Linked DNA regions of Homo sapiens: regions 1 and 3 are each linked to region 2. A link is a contact called in ENCODE Hi-C or POLR2A ChIA-PET data. All regions are on one chromosome and are shown on one strand. Each heading gives the region's core, a stretch centred on a gene start or an enhancer-like site at or near the end of the contact. The rest is flanking DNA. Distances are from core to core; before and after follow the strand shown.

What was found. A loop is a pair of places that touch in the nucleus more often than their neighbours do. ChIA-PET counts read pairs that join two places held with the same protein, here RNA polymerase II (POLR2A). Pooled maps may share reads with other maps.
Region 1: a pooled map shows a loop between it and region 2 (2.7-fold over the local background). The contact joins two enhancer-like sites. A Hi-C loop is called at or near these places in 7 of 168 maps with a recorded cell type or tissue (Caco-2, Calu3, Right ventricle myocardium inferior and 4 more), 1 of 37 single-sample maps with no recorded cell type and 12 of 50 pooled maps. POLR2A ChIA-PET finds 5 or more read pairs at or near these places in 1 of 52 experiments (BJ).
Region 3: a loop to region 2 is called in a map with no recorded cell type, with 7 times the contacts of the local background. The contact joins the promoter of RBMS3-AS1 here to the enhancer-like site in region 2. A Hi-C loop is called at or near these places in 1 of 168 maps with a recorded cell type or tissue (endothelial cell of umbilical vein), 3 of 37 single-sample maps with no recorded cell type and 9 of 50 pooled maps.

Annotation. Positions count from the first base shown.
Region 1 is chr3:29,511,807-29,514,893 of GRCh38, forward strand. The region is part of intron 3 of RBMS3 (RNA binding motif single stranded interacting protein 3); the gene reads left to right. Among named protein-coding and RNA genes, the nearest start is that of RBMS3-AS2, 130 kb to the right of the region's middle. Within about 2 kb of position 1,649, at least 7 of the 41 ENCODE cell types and tissues checked have a DNase peak (open chromatin) inside an H3K27ac peak, as active enhancers do.
Region 2 is chr3:29,682,405-29,685,846 of GRCh38, forward strand. All of the region lies in intron 4 of RBMS3 (RNA binding motif single stranded interacting protein 3), which reads left to right. Among named protein-coding and RNA genes, the nearest start is that of RBMS3-AS2, 41 kb to the left of the region's middle. Within about 2 kb of position 1,452, at least 3 of the 41 ENCODE cell types and tissues checked have a DNase peak (open chromatin) inside an H3K27ac peak, as active enhancers do; they include endothelial cell of umbilical vein, where a contact is called at or near this core.
Region 3 is chr3:29,932,396-29,935,865 of GRCh38, forward strand. It overlaps RBMS3-AS1 (RBMS3 antisense RNA 1), which reads right to left and starts at 1,761. Exons shown (of 3, transcript NR_046556.1): 1 at 1,447-1,761. The region is part of intron 10 of RBMS3 (RNA binding motif single stranded interacting protein 3); the gene reads left to right.

The DNA of each region.
Region 1 (3,087 bases), core at 399-2,898, 170 kb before region 2:
TTGGGAAAAAAATGAAAGCATATGTATCACAAGACTAACTGAAAACAGAAATTTCATTTCTGTTCATATTCAGAGCCACTTTGTTAACACTGTGCTCCTGGGTTTGGAATTCCCTGGAGAGAAGAAGTTAGAAAGTAAAAGGCAAGCGTTCCCAGTAACATTTGGTTTAAATTTGCATGCAATTAAAATCTTATGTTATGGTACTAATATTTTTTCCCTTTTCTGGTTTCAGAAACACTAGGTGTTTCTGACACATTTAGTAAAAGCCTCCTTTTCCTTATCATTTCTGACTCTTTATTCAGATTTACTAAAAATAAGAGTCAAGAGAAAGAAAAAATGGGAAAGTCTGCACAATGAAAAGGTGGTCTTCCTTATTTTTCATCAGTTAGTCAGGATTATTTACCAAGCAGAGGACTGCTCTGTCATTTTTATACTAATTTAATTCTAAATAAATATATCAAAGATTTCTAAATGTTGGATTTAGGCATTTGAAAAAGGTTTTAAAAACAGTAATTTATCATTTAGCTGCAGCATGTGATAAGTGCAATGAACAAATTTTGATTCATCTGACATTAGTTAGAATTAAATTATTATCTAGAGATTATAAATGTTGCATTAATCCTTCTTTAATTTAATAATTAAGATTTATAAGTATTCACAAATATATCTGGAATAAGTAATTTAAAAAGTCTTAAAACTTTAAGATTTGATATCAGGATATAAACATAATTCTATTTATTTATATTTTCCATTTGATATTTGATCCATCCTACTTTATGACTTTCTTTTCATCAAGAAACTGACCCAAAGACTTGAGGATTACTACTAAGGACTTTTCAGGGAAAATAAAAACGAAATAACCCACACCAAACAAAAAGCGGCGGTGGTACAGCCATAATACTTCCTGTTCCTTGTAGATCAATCTGGGACAAAGGCTGTCTAATATTTCAAATTCTGTGGCATGTGAACAATACTGTGTGCACTGGGCTTCCAACCTTGGCATTTAGAATGCATATATATGAGCAGAGGAAAATTCCAACAATCTATCCTTTCTTTATAATCTTGCAGCAGTTCCAAAAGTCCTTAGCTGAAGGATATATTTGGAAAGCGCTGCTTGTCTGCTCTCACCACATTCAGGTAACCATTCCAGAGTTCTTAGGTTCCACTTGAGAGGTAACTTGCTATTACCATTTGTGCTATGTGTCATAAAAGGGCCCTATTATTTTCAGCAAGACCCCTCAGCAGCAGTTCCAAAGGAGCAGCTAGAGATTTGATTATATAGGTCTCTCTCCTGAACACATCCTTTCGCATTTGACATTTACACTGGTGGCGGATTTTTATGTAACTTGTTAGAGAGCAGTCTGAACCTTAGAAAGGTGTTAGTCTTCCTAGAACCCTCTGGCAAAGGAAAATCTTTTATTGGACTTAAATGTTTTGAGTTGAAAACTGTACTTGTTTGATTGGAAAACCTTTCAGGGAACAGATTTCGTTATTTTTCTAAGCTAGGCTGCAGGAATTGAGCCGAAGATATCACTAACCAAAGACCTGAGAACCAAAGGAAATGACTCCAGTGTTTAAAATCCTTTTATTTCCTCTGTGAACGATATCTCTGCAACTGAGATGAACCATTCCAACTGGCCCCCACCCAGACTTTATGGGAACTGAGATTAGGAAGTTGTATGGTCACAATAGTCACTGTACAAATTGCTTTCAGTTTAAAAACCTCAAAGTTCTTGACAAAGCCATAATTTCTTGCCACATTTTATTTTTTCACATGGGTGACTGATCTGTCATTCATTAATTACCCTGCCAGGATTCTTCAGTTCTTTTAGAATGATCTATATATATAATAATTTCATTTGGGAGGAGGACACAGAGTTTGTGAGAAGTATGCAGGGTGCCTGTAAAATTTGTCTTTGCGAGACACCACATATTTTGCCCATTTCTGTTGCCTTCTATTTGAAAAAAAATATTGTTGGGCCACAGTCAAGCTTATAAAAATGTGTTCTTTTCCTTTCCTAATTTCATTCTATACTTTCCTTCTTGCCTAGCTTTTCCATAGCTGAGATGAATAAAATGTTGGATGTGGTCTCAAAATTCAACACTCCTGACTTCCTTTGACACAATCATGCCCTGGGGAAATAGAATCATATTCATAACTCTCTAAAGCATTCTCTGCCCTTGCTTTCTCTACCCAGGCTGGAGAATCTTATTAATCTTTCTATTCCTTGTGCCTAACACAGTGCCTGGCATGTTTGAAGGCACTGATTTATATTTAAACGTGAAGTAGCCTAGAATAGGAAGCATATAATAGATTGGTAAAACATAGAGTATGTAAGGAAGGGATTATTACACACTTTAAAAAATCAGGGACTGTTGTCTGAATTAAACATTGTTAAGGATGTAGCAATGACACAATTCTCCATTCTTCTAAAATTTTTAGTACTTCCCTATATTCGTCTCTGGGGAATTTATGTGGCAGAATGCTCTCTCACCATGTTTGGCAACCTAAAGCTACTCAGACTTCCTTAGAGGTAGTCGCTCCTCTATCTCAAAAGCTTTCTTGACAAGAATGATTTGGGTTGGATGGGGATTGGTAGTAGTTTTCTCATTTAACATCTGCAACACATATTAAAATGAACTTTAGTAACCTGACATTTAGCACTGAATGGGATTTACACATACGAGTTGCTCAATCTAATGTGATTTGATCCAACATTTGTCAAACATGTACTTTTGGAAAAACACTGTGATTGACACTGAGGATAAGAAAAAGGAAGCGATTTATCCCCAAATGCTCAAGGGGAGGAGAGATAGGTGCATATATATATGTGTGATAGGCACATATATATATATATATATATATATATATATGATAGGCATACATATATATGATAGGCATATATATGTGTATATGATAAGCATATATATATGATAGGCATATATATATAAGCATATATACGATAGGCATATATATATATGATAGGCATATATATGTATATATGATAGGCATATATATAATAATATGAGGATAATAGCTAAAAATAATACCTAACTGTCAGTGAGTACTTTATGCATGTCAGATTT
Region 2 (3,442 bases), core at 202-2,701:
GGCCTCCCAAAGTGCGGGGATGACAGGCATGAACCACCATGCCCGGCTAGATGCTAGTTTTTAAACAAGCTCTGATTCATTGATAATGATTTTTGGCTGCTTGGGGTGCTGTGTTAGGAAGGATCCTGTCTATACTTAGTGGAAGAGTACCAAGATTTCTTACAGTTTTTGCCACAGGCAGGAGTTGAAACTGGAAAGCAAGGGAGTGGGTGGCATTCCTTTCCCATTGTAGGTTTGGGGAGCGAACTGCTGCACCTGGCAACTGAAAGGGCCAGAAGGGCACAGAGTACCACTCTATAACATTTCTATTCTGGTTCATTTTTGTGTCCTATTAAAACAGCTAATGTTTCTCTGCAACAGTGCTATTCACAAAAAGGCTGTCCAAGTAGGGTTTGGATACACAAAGTAGGAAAGAGAGAGAGAGAAGGAGATAGATTGGCAGAAACTAGCATATTCTATCATTCTAAGAATGCAAACGTGTCACCATTTGCCTTAAAGCTGATATACTCTAGGAATTACTCTTCCTATGCAAAGTGTACAATTCTAAGTGTTTAAGTATTTGGATCACTGTTACTGTGGGATAATAATGTCCAGTTCAACTTCACTGCTTTTCTCAGAGAGGCAAATAGATACTGGGTCAGTCAAGATTATTCTTAGTGTGTCGGGGGCAGAATGGTGGGGTGAAAAATCAAGCTTTGCTTTCATTTTTTACTACCCGGCTTCCTACATAACACTTCAGCAGATGTCAAGACCATTTGTTTGGTTCCTCATAGCCTCCATGTGATCTTTCTCTTCACTGCAGTGTTCCCCAGGTGTGAGTTGCTTTGCTCAAGATCATTTTCAATGACTCAATTTTCAAAGCAAATGTACACACAAGACAGTAGTATTTTCAAAAACACAGGTTATCACATTTTCCAAGGGGGATAGACAAGAGAAGGGAGGATGCCGAGAATAGAGTGTGAGTTTATTTCACATAGCAGGTCTCATAAAGATTGCATCCATAAATGTGCTGCCAAATTGAACAATAGCAGTGGGGAATAAAGGGGAGGAGGGAAGAGAGGACTCAGATGAAGGCAAAGAGAAAAAACAACTTTAGGAAAGTGTGAAGTTTAAGGAGACATGCCTATAACACTGGCTTTCTACCCAGTCTCATGCTAACTCCTGGCTAGAAATATATAGGGACACAGACACACACACACACAAACACACCACCTCCTTGAAGGAAGAAACATTTTATTTAATCAGGATTGCTAAGGAATGTTGCTGCTGATAAGGCGACAGAAAATATTTCTGGGAGTGCATTTTCGGAACTTGGGAACAGAGACAGTCTGTCTGAACCCAGCTCAACTTTTCTTTCTTATCACTTTTTAAAAGCATGTTATCTTTAAGAGCCAAATTAACTTTTCATGATATGGTTTCTCAGCAGCTGACACTTGGGCATTACAGGGCTGGACAGGAATGACTAAGCAGTTTTGTAAAATGACTATCCCCAGAGCTGCTGGCTTGCTGGTTTTGGTGTCAATCATATATTTAGGATCTTTTTTCCTGTCTAGATTTATGTAGCTCTTTAAGAATAGAATTGCTTGGTCCAGGAAAGGTGTGACTAGTATAATAAACAAAAGAAGCCACAGAGGATATTCTTGTGAGAAACCAATTAATTATTCACACCAATATGTTATAAGTACAGTTCATTTTCTCTTTTGACTATTGCATTACAAAGAATTTTCTCAATGCATTCAGGAGATATAATTAATAATACCCTAAACAGTAATTTTAATAGTTATGGTGTTGTACTGGGAGGCCTATCAACTAAAATTCAAAAATAAAATAAACACAGTCCCTACTTTTAGGAAGACAAGAGTCACTGTATTTAAATTTTTACTTTTGATGTCTTTATTATTTGTGGACACTCTGAAAAACATAAAATGTCATATTATAACAGACTTTAATGTTTTAAAATAAGTGGGATTTTCAAAAACACACAGTTCTGGAAAGGTGTATTTCTTTATGTACCTATCTATATGATAAGAAGTTTTACCACATGGCTGTATCATTTATGGAATCAATTAAAACCAACTGTGGTGGTAAAAAAATAACCTCTAGTGGACTTATTCAACTGTATATGGAATTTTATTTAGGGAGTTATGGAATGAATAGTTTTTTTCCCTGAAAGCATTGTTTTGTTAGTTTTCTGATTGTTTGATAGATAGACATAAAAATTTTCCTTATAAGTCCTTGGATATAATTTTACTTTTCACATATGATTGATCCCTTCTATTTATTTTGCCATCAGAAACCAATTTTTTAACATTGCATATTATCCAGAATTTGAATGTCACAAAATTCAAACAGGTAAAATGTAAGGTTTGTTATGTACACACACACACACACACACACACACACACACACACAGACACATACACTGAGCTAAAGAGGATGGTCTTTGTGTACAGAAAAGGATAACATTTTTTCCCTTTAGTATGTTTATTGATGAACACAAACAGAATTCTGTTTGGTTTATGTTGCATGTTTTATTGTTTCTTTTTTTAGATTTTAATTTTCCTGTTACTATGTGTGTATGTGTGTAAGTATAAGTTTTATATTTTTCAGGGGTAAAACAGTTTCCGGTAAACAATTTTTTTGTTTTGCTTTGTTTTGTTTTGTTTTGTTTTGAGACGGAGTCTTGCTCTGTCACCCAGGCGGGAGTGCAGTGGCGCGATCTCGGCTCACTGCAAGCTCCGCCTCCCGGGTTCACACCATTCTCCTGCCTCAGCCTCCCGAGTAGCTGGGACTACAGGCGCCCGCCACCACGCCCAGCTAATTTTTTTTTGTATTTTTAGTAGAGATGGGGTTTCACCATGTTAGCCAGGATGGTCTCCATCTCCTGACCTCGTGATCCGCCCGCCTCGACCTCCCAAAGTGCTGGCATTACAGGCGCGAGCTGCAGCGCCCAGCCCGGTAAACATTTTTTTTATAGAGGGAGTTTTAATACGTTCTGTATTAGTTTCTCTGTTTTTTCATTTGTATATTTGATGTGATACTCAAGTTGCTATTTAAGCTCTATTCTACCTTTTTTTGTCCCATGGGAGTCCATTCCATCCTCTAAAAAAGGGAAGAACATCAGTTCTTTAGCCATTACTTGGTGCAAAACAAGTTCCGGTTTCCTCCTTCCCTCAGGTGTGGATAAGAGCAGAAAAGTAGATACACAAAGAGGTATATACTTATTAGAAAGAAATCACTTGCTTAAACAATAGGCAGGAACTGTGCGACTCGACCTGGAACAAATAGGCATAAATAAGCAGGAAAATGTAATATTTGTTTGAGAGCTTGAAATGCAGTCTTTTAGGACATATCTAGGACATCCCTGCATCATCACTTTGGTAAGAACTTCAGTACCTTGCCTGCCAGTCATTTATATGCACGTTCCGTCACAGTTAGTCCC
Region 3 (3,470 bases), core at 511-3,010, 250 kb after region 2:
TTTTTAGACAGAGCATACTTCTTAAACTTTAGAGTATATCAGAATCACCTGGAGAGCTTGTTAAAATACAGATTTCAAGGCCTAATCCCAGAGAGTCTAATTTTTGTCTACTGCTGCTACTGATCCACAAACCATAGTTGGGGTGGCACTGACCTAGAATACTATCACAGGAATATTAATGCAGCTAGTTCTTCTTATTGTGGTTCATCTTCTGGGATTAATATAGGTGCTAAAACAGCTATGTGTGCTCTAGATGGTAGAGAAGCCACACATGCTTTTCCCTGATTTGCCAATGGTTTTGTATTTCAGTTGGGAAATTAAAATATTGAACTTTCAAAGACTTCAAATTTCTTTCAAACATTGGCAGAAGGTTAACAACACAGATGCTTTTCTGGCCTTAGGTCAGATATATTTACGCCACACATGATGATCTTTGGAAACTTTACCCAAATTACTGTTGAAAATTGTTTATTTCAGAACTAGGGCAACCAGATCCACCCTTTGTCTCTTGAGTGGGAGCAGCTTTGTTTTGCAAAGGCAGTGGCTAAAAAGGACCAGACCTTTCCATCAGCTGTTTGGTCATTGTATTTTTTAGTGGAATTATAGCATTGTACAATATTTTTCTTTGCAGCCCAAACATTGAGCAAAGCCAGACATCCAGAGATGCTAAAATGAAAAATCTGTTTCTTCTTGCTTTGCCACTTGCCAGGTGAACTCTGTCAGACACCACATCCTATACATCTCAAGTAAACAAAATTATGCTTAATGTGTTGGCAACATCTGTCACAAACACTCTTCAGCCTATGGCTTAAATATATTAAGTTGGAGTGGATTTGACAGTGTATTTAATAAGTCAAAGTTACGGTTGTGGATACTGGCTTTGCCATGCTAACCATAAGGCTTTTCTTTTCTTCTTTTGTATTTATTTATTTATGTCATATACAATACAAAAGAGATTCTGTAGTTTTAAATAAGCAAAGTGGCTGGCAAACTCCCCCTTTGCTGTAGGTAACCAACACTAAACCTCTCTAAGTTGTCTGTCCCAGACAAAGTATCATTAAGAAAATTCATTTCTCCCAGGAGTTCCTATTAGTTACTTCCAGTTTACTCCCTGACTGTACATTTCTTCCATTCCCTTAAGATTAAAAAATTTGTATTCTTAATAATTTGTAGGATTGTTTTCACTGAATGTTTTTATTGAATGCAAACAAGACTCTAGATTCTTACATATCCTTCCCCAAGAATCCTTATTTTATTTTTTATTTATGTGCAATAACTGATCTGCTTAGAAAGAACTGTTCATTTATGTGCAGTAACTGGTCTCCTTACATTATTTTCCACTCTGTGCCTAGTGTTGCTATTTACAATTCCAATTAATGATAAATCCCTTCTTACTTTTCCCTTTGATTGTCAGGTTTCTGGTTTATACACAGAAGCAACACTCACTCTATGACATCTGTAATCAAATGAGTCCCCAAATACTGCTTTCAATGAAAAGATTCTGAAAGAGACCAGACAATTCTTCCAAAATTAATTCCAAGTGCAGGCATTCGATCCTTCTCATCATGCATGAATTTTGATTGTTCTGTCACATGCTCACCTACCTCATCTGCATATTGCCTTTAAAAAAAACACACCCCTGGGGAATGAGACAACCTCCAGGGTATTGAGAAGAAAGTATCCTTACCAAACGCAGTTTGGTTTTTATCTCTGATTTACATGAATGATCCTTTTTGTGGCTAGAGCAAGCTGTTTAGAATTGAGGGGTTTCTGGGATTGTGACAGTTTAGCTGCATGTTGGAATGTCTAAGGGCAAATATTCTAAAAAGATAACCTGTCTTGAGTTCAAGAAGAGAATCGAAGTCTTGCAGCTGCTAAGCATTAGAATGTTGTCAAAGTACCACTTTTTGGTTGAAAAAAAAAAATGCTTCAGGACTTCCATCTTAACTCTGAGGTTATTCTATAATTTATCCCTAGGTGATTTAAGAAGAACCCTTGTTCTTCTTAAAGTGTTTACTTCTGGTCTGGCACAACAAATACCTGAAATGAAGGCCAGTAAGTATTTTTTAAAAAAGGAAAACAATAAAGATGGTTTTGTTAAAAAGATTCAGGCAGCAGAAAGAAAAGTGATGTGTCTCTGAATTATAATTAAGTAAAAGCTTATCTTATGTTTCTCATTTAAGAGGCATCCTGATGAATGACAATGCACAGAAGCATCGAGAAATTCAAACAACACAAATGCACAATTGTGTATATTTACAAGCTACAGACCTTTAAAATAACAGACATGTTTTCTGATTGATTCCTACTGAAAAGCCTAAATGTCTTTGTGAACAAAGCTGGCCCTGTATATCAAGCATTTCCAAATATTTGGCTCAATTTCTATTATCTCTGAAAATTAATGGGGAGGAGCCCACAGAGAAGGCAGAGTGATAGCCTGATCTTTTTCACAGATATAGTCAGGAAGTTGAATTTCGATAATACCAGGAAGAATTGCTTAGTTTGAGCAAAAGCATTTTAGGAAACGCGCAGTGGGTAATTAGTTTGGGTGCCGAGATCTGGCCATCTACATGCATCTGTCCAGTGAGAAAAATAATGTTTAGGGAAATAATTTATTCAGATACATAATCATTTGATCATAACTGAGTATTTAAATGGGTTGTTATAAAATATGTTTCTACTTTTATCACAATCTTTAAATAAACATTGAAATTATATACTCTCAAAGATTCCATCCAATTCAAGCTTTTTAAGTTTGTTTTTTAAAAATATTTTTCCTTCTCCAAGTTAATTACTGCAAGGAAAGTAGCAGGGTAGAGAAAGAGAAATGGAAGGATAAAATGACTTAGCTCCATTCTTCACTCACCATATGACACTTTGCATATGGATGGAAGTTTTTTAAAATGTCTGTAATTTCTTTTATCCCCAACAATGATAATAAATCAAAAGACATATTCTAGACATCCACTTTTCTTAACATCTGATTTAAAAGTTGACACTTTTATTTTTAAAAAAAAATTGTGGATGGACATAAAAATTTGACCAGCTCTAACAGAGTTTGGTATTCTGTCTTGTGTCTAAAATATAGATAGATAGAAAACAGGTCAAAAGGTTAGGAGGAAAACAAATGGGAAATAGTAATTTCGATTTTTAGATTATCAATGATAGATTTTAATATGTCCTTCAAAGAGATCCAGTTCAGAAACCCATGTGGGCCAGCATTATCCCTCTTAGTGGTAGATTGTATTGGGGTGACTAAGAATTATGTATGTATTAATAAGTAATAGATAAATGACATAAACCAAGTCTTATCAAATAACAAGAAAATTAGAGAATTTCCACTAATGTTCATATGTTTCAGTCAGAGAAGTTTATATTTAGAACAGTGGGCAAGAGGATATAGATGATTTTCAATACATTCTACCTCAAAAAATGAAAATGTAAGTGACATATTTTAGACACATCACAGG